Linked DNA regions of Homo sapiens: region 1 is linked to region 2. A link is a contact called in ENCODE Hi-C or POLR2A ChIA-PET data. All regions are on one chromosome and are shown on one strand. Each heading gives the region's core, a stretch centred on a gene start or an enhancer-like site at or near the end of the contact. The rest is flanking DNA. Distances are from core to core; before and after follow the strand shown.

Evidence for each region. A loop is a pair of places that touch in the nucleus more often than their neighbours do. ChIA-PET counts read pairs that join two places held with the same protein, here RNA polymerase II (POLR2A). Pooled maps may share reads with other maps.
Region 1: a loop to region 2 is called in a map of naive thymus-derived CD4-positive, alpha-beta T cell, with 11 times the contacts of the local background. The contact joins the promoter of ZNF519 here to the promoter of LDLRAD4 in region 2. A Hi-C loop is called at or near these places in 1 of 168 maps with a recorded cell type or tissue (naive thymus-derived CD4-positive, alpha-beta T cell) and 5 of 50 pooled maps. POLR2A ChIA-PET finds 5 or more read pairs at or near these places in 1 of 52 experiments (activated T-cell).

Annotation. Positions count from the first base shown.
Region 1 is chr18:14,130,990-14,133,689 of GRCh38, reverse strand. It overlaps ZNF519 (zinc finger protein 519), which reads left to right and starts at 1,255. Exons shown (of 3, transcript NM_145287.4): 1 at 1,255-1,415. The coding sequence starts at 1,413. RefSeq lists a silencer at 995-1,054 and enhancers at 1,305-1,644, 1,547-2,068.
Region 2 is chr18:13,217,510-13,220,209 of GRCh38, reverse strand. LDLRAD4 (low density lipoprotein receptor class A domain containing 4) reads right to left here and starts at 1,450. Exons shown (of 7, transcript NM_001378100.1): 1 at 1,222-1,450. RefSeq lists a silencer at 2,290-2,659.

The DNA of each region.
Region 1 (2,700 bases), core at 6-2,505, 910 kb before region 2:
GATTCAGGGTGAGGAATACATTGGCTGTATGTGATTTTTATGTGTGCTTTAGGGATTTGCCCCATAGCTGCTCCTGAATGTGGGGTCTTAGAAAACATCTTTACCCTTCAAAGCATATTCTGCTGATTGGCTAAATTGCAGCAGGAAAAAATATCAGCAGCTCTGTCTTTATGTCACTTGCCTTCAAAGCAAAAGATTTTTCAGGCACAGTAATTTGATTTAGTCTGTGTTAAAAATCATAAATAGCCTAGAAATACAAAAAAAAAGAGGTGTTCAGGCCTTCACCTCCCTGAGATCGGAGCATCAGAGCCCTCATGGCTGCTGGTTTGAAGTAAAATGTGCTGCAAACATAAAATACACAGCGAGTTTAAAAGATTTAGATCCAAAATATTTATAATTATTTGTTGACCACACATGAAAAATAATATTTTGGGTATAATGGCTTAAAGAGTATTACAAACAATTTCACTTGTTTCTTTTTATTATTCCTATTATTTCTGAGATGGAGTCTTGCTCTGTCACCCAGGCTGCAGTGCAGTGGCACAAACTCAGCTCACTGCAACCTCCACCTCCTGGGTTCAAGCGATTCTCCTGCCTCAGCCTCCCAAGCAGCTGGGATTACAGGCGCCCGCCACCATGCCCGGCTAATTTTTGTATTTTTAGTAGACAGGGCTTCATTATGTTGGCCAGAGTGGTCTCGAACTTCTGACCTCTGGCCTCTCAGAGTGCTGGGATTACAGGCGTGAGCCACCATGTCAGGACTCTTTTTATTACTATTTTTGATCTGGCTAATAAGACATTTAAAATTCACAATAGCTAACGTTTTATTTTTTAGAGGATTGCTTCTCTCTTAAAATCTTAGGTGTCCCACTCCAAAGACCGGCGGCCAGAAAGGTTATGAAATCTGAAATATTAAATAATTGTCATTATATTGCTTCCATTTGTGAACAACGTGTGTGTGTGTTTTATAAACGAACATAACCTTCATAACGTTATACACCACAATGCTAAAAAAATGACCCCTGGGCAGAGCCAGGCGCAGCACAGACAGAAAGCCCTGCCTGAAAGTGACTGGAGCCAAGAGCCTGTCACTCTCGGCTCATTCCGTGCAGTGTATGGTAGCATCTTCTGACACGCAAGGCCTGAGGTCGCGGTGCCTGCACTACTATCCAATCAGGGCTCTGGGGTGGGAACTGTCCAATCAGGCGCGCAGCCAGGGAGGAAGGGGCGGCTTCCGGAATCTGGCGCGGCCTTTGTCTCACTTCAGCCAGAGCGCGGGGTTAGGGCTTCATTGCCTTGTGTCCTCTGCTCCGGGAGACTTCGGTGATTCTGCCACTCACTCCGTCGCTCTGTGACCTGCTGGCATTGAATGATTTATAGCTAAGACTCCAGGACACCCCTGAAGCCGAGAAATGGTGAGTGTGGGGGGCAGGGCGTACCGAGACTGGGGAGGGGGCTCCTTGGAACCGGCTGGACATGGCGGTGACGGGACCTAGTCTGCGAGTCGAGTCTGCAGCTCAGCCCTCAGTCCCCTCCGGTGCAGGGACTCCGGGCGTCCTGTCCTGTCCCTGCACGGCGGCTTTGGCCCCAGCCTGTAGCCCTCTTTGCGCAGCTCTGCGCCCGCAGCCCTGCATCTTCCCCAGGTTGTGAGGTGATGAGGCGAAAGTCATCGGAAAGACGCCGACTCGGTGTGCAGGGTTCCTGCGTGGAAGGAGCTGTGGTCCGTGGGGTCCCCCGTCCCTACCTTACCCTGTTCGGAATTAGACTGAGGCGCCATTAAAACATAGACAGCTTATATGAGTAAACAGTGATTAATTAATGGGACAGCGCTCAGCAATGGTTTGTGGTTGGGGGGCTACTAGAAGGTCTTGAAAGAAAGGCTTGTATAAGGTGTGTGAGGAAGCAAAGACAATTAAATAATTGGGTACAGTTATGTAGTCGCTTTATTTGGAGTGTCTGGGTGGAAATTTCCTGGTTATGTAATCAGGGATTAATTGGAGGTTTGTAGTTGTTTAAGCTTGAATTTCGTTTCCTCCTAAGGTAGTAACTTAGAAAAAAATGCATTTGAGTTAGATTTCTTTTTTTACATAGAGGCCTAGACCACTAGAGCCACTTCAGTCTAAATGACTGCTATGTAATTATTTTAACTTTAATCAAAGACACTGGTTTTCGCCTGCATTTTCCAAATGTGTGGCAAGCAGGGTCTCACATCCACTACTCTGTTCTGCCAGCCTAACCTGGCTTGAAGTAAAATCTTAAATTTCCGGTTTCTTGCTGACATTCCCCAAAGCCAACTTCTACGCTCCCATACATTATCAACTGTTTTTGTCCTTTATTGCACATTTCAGAAACAGTATTTGAATTAATCACTTTTTCACAGAGCAGTGGATGGCAATTTGTAAAATACTTATTTTCTACTTACAAATATTTCACATGAGAAAAAAGCAGAAAATAATCCCCTGGCACTCAACTGTAAAAAATCTTTCTGCTGTTTCTCCTTGTATCCTCCCTTAGCACAAACGCCCTTATTAGGCCATCTTGGGATTGAGGTTTTCGTTGGGAAACTTTATGGGGCAATGTTTCCTTAGCCACATTCGGGCCTTTTTCTAGTCCTGAGTTTTAGAACTGTCTTGAGATGGCCCAAGATACAAACCAGAGCCATGTATTTTGGGAGTTCTGGTGAATAGCAGCCCTTTGGTA
Region 2 (2,700 bases), core at 201-2,700:
TGTTCAATGTCAATAGCAAAATGAAGCTCTTAAAAAGAATTAAGCTTTCAAAGATCATAAGGAAGTTAGCCCCCTGTTTTAAAAAGCACTGCTTAGAAAGGTCCATCAAATAACATTTCAAGGGTTGATGGGAAACCAAATATAATTCAATAAATATACATGGGTAATACTCAGACATCCTCATTTGTCTATGTAATGACTCAGATTTGACACTCTGATCCTTGACTGAACACAAAGACTATATTCCAGAAGAATTGTGCAGAGTACAAAGGGAGAGTTACAGATGACAACACACTCGAGTTAAAGACTAGAAAAGACAATACCATATACAGAATGCAGACATGACTTGATGCAATGGCAGTCTCCCTGTGCAGACTTTGCAGAACCTTCTCTGTCATTCAATACTCAGTCCTGAAGCTCCAGGGAAGATACAGAGAGGAGGATGCCATTCTTGGCTAGCCAAACCGGCAGAAAGGGCCGTTTTTAAAAGGAAGCTTCCCAGCACTAGCCCTTCGAGAAGGCACCAACCTCCTTACCAGCCATAGGACCCTATTTTTGAGAGTCAATGCTGCTCACCATCTCTATCCACCTCTACTGCAAATAACTTACTAATACTAGCGCTCAGAACCCACATTCTGTGCAGCTACTCTTACCTCACATCCTACAATGCCTAACACATAGTAGGCCCTCAATAAATATGTATTGCAATGGTAATTAACATTTAGAAAGCAGCGCTGGTCCGGGGATGAGAAGATGCCAAAATAATTAGAAAAGAGAAAAAGAGAAGGGAATAGACCAAGACACAGAGGAAAAGAAAAGAAGCAAATCAAAATTATCTAATTCTAGCTAATTAAAAAATTTTGGGGGAAAAACAAAAATCATGCTAGTTCATGCGGCTATGGGCACACAGCAACCATTCCTGTGCCTGGGCAGAGCTAAGGAGTCCTGCTTGCTTTAAAGAGCTTCTAGCTGCCCTGACTGGCGACGAGGTGTCCCTCCAGGTAGGTGACCCAAGAACGCTGTACTCTCGGATGCGCCTTCCCCCAGTGCCGCCCACCCACCATGCGTCCCTGTCGTCCTGAAAACCTCTGCCTCATCGGGAAACCTTCTCCTTTTCCAATTAAAAAAAAAAAAAAAAAAGTTTAAACAAGCAAATGCCCTCTCCGCCACGATAGCGATTTAACCTAAACCGAACCCACTGTCTTCCACCGGTGTACTCACAGGGCGCGCCCCCAGGCCCACCCGGGGCGGCGCACCGGGAAGGGGTCCCGAGGAAGCTTCCTAAAGGCTGTGCAGGGCAGACCCCTTCACAAAGGCAAGTGCCGGGCCGGGCTGGGTGCTTGTCGCTTCCTGTTTATTCCAAGGTGAGGGGCAGAGAGAAATTCAACACACGCCTGCTTCCTCCGGGGCTCGGAGACCCAGCCTAAGTGCAACAGCAGCAGCCCCAGACAATCGACTTCCCAGCCAATGCCGGGAGCTCCGGGCGGTCCCGCGACCGACGTCAACGCGCGCGGGGGGACCCGGGGGGACGCCGGGTGAAGCGGGCCCGAGGGGCCGGGGCCGGGGAGCGCGCGGTGCAGGATGCGGGACTGAGGGGCTGCGGGGCTTGGCCCGCCCCCTCCTTCCCGCAAACTCCCCGGTCAGGTCCTGCAGGATCTTCCCGCTTCCCGCTGACCTCCAGTCCCTGCCCGCCACGGCTCGCCGAGGCCTAGGGGCGCGGAGACAGTTGGGGCTGCCATCCGCGCGCCCATCCTGGCCTCCGGGCGGTGCAGAATTCAGTCTTGCAACCGCGGGACACCCTGCGCCCCAGGGCACCAGGAAACAGAAAACGGGGTGGGGGTCGGCGAAGTCCCTCCACCGGCGTAACCCCGCCCGCGGGCCAGCCCCGGATCCCCGCCGTGCCCACCGGCAAGCCCACCCGGACCAAGCCTCACAGACCTCGCGCGCTCGGCGCCCAGCTTCTCCCTCCGGCCCCAGCCGACGGCGCAGGCTCGCGGACGTCCAGTTCCCAAAGCGTCCGGTTCCCGAGTCCCCCGCCACCCCTCCCTCCGGAGCGCAGCGGTGAACTTGGGCCAGAAGCCCCGACCACTGCGGCCACCTCGGGTCCGCACTCACCTGGGCCGCCCCCCCGGAGCGGAGGCGGGGACTGCCCGCAGTGCGGCTCCGCGGCCACCGGCCCTGCTGGCCAGGGGGAGGGGCGCTGTGCGGGGCGCGGCAGGGGGCGCGCGGCGGGCCGGCGGGGAGCGCGGCGCGCCGGGGTTCTTTAAGAGCTGAGGACCTCACCCCCGGGCCTCCCCCGCGCTCCCCGCCCTGCTTCCACTTTCCCAGGCACCCGCAGCCTGTCTGGCTGCAGCGGCGGCAGCGGCTCAGTGGCTTGCAGGGGATCCCCGGCCGGCCGCGGCGGCGCGCGGAGCGGGCAGGGCCAACGCACTCGCCTGCTAATCCCGCCGGGCCCGGTCCGCAGCCTCAGCGCGGGGAGAGAGGGGACGCGGCGCTGCGGCCGCCGGGGAGGTGTCCCGCCTCCAGTCGCCGGAGGGGGGAGTGTCCCGCCTCCCGCCGCCGTCGCCGCCGTCTGTCTCCAGCCGTGACTGCGCGCCGCGGCTGTGTCTGTCTCCAACTCCTCCAGTCTCTCCTCCTCCTTCCCACTCCGCGGTGGGGACCCGGCGCGCGGCCAGGCCGCGGGTACCGGGGCCGCCGTGG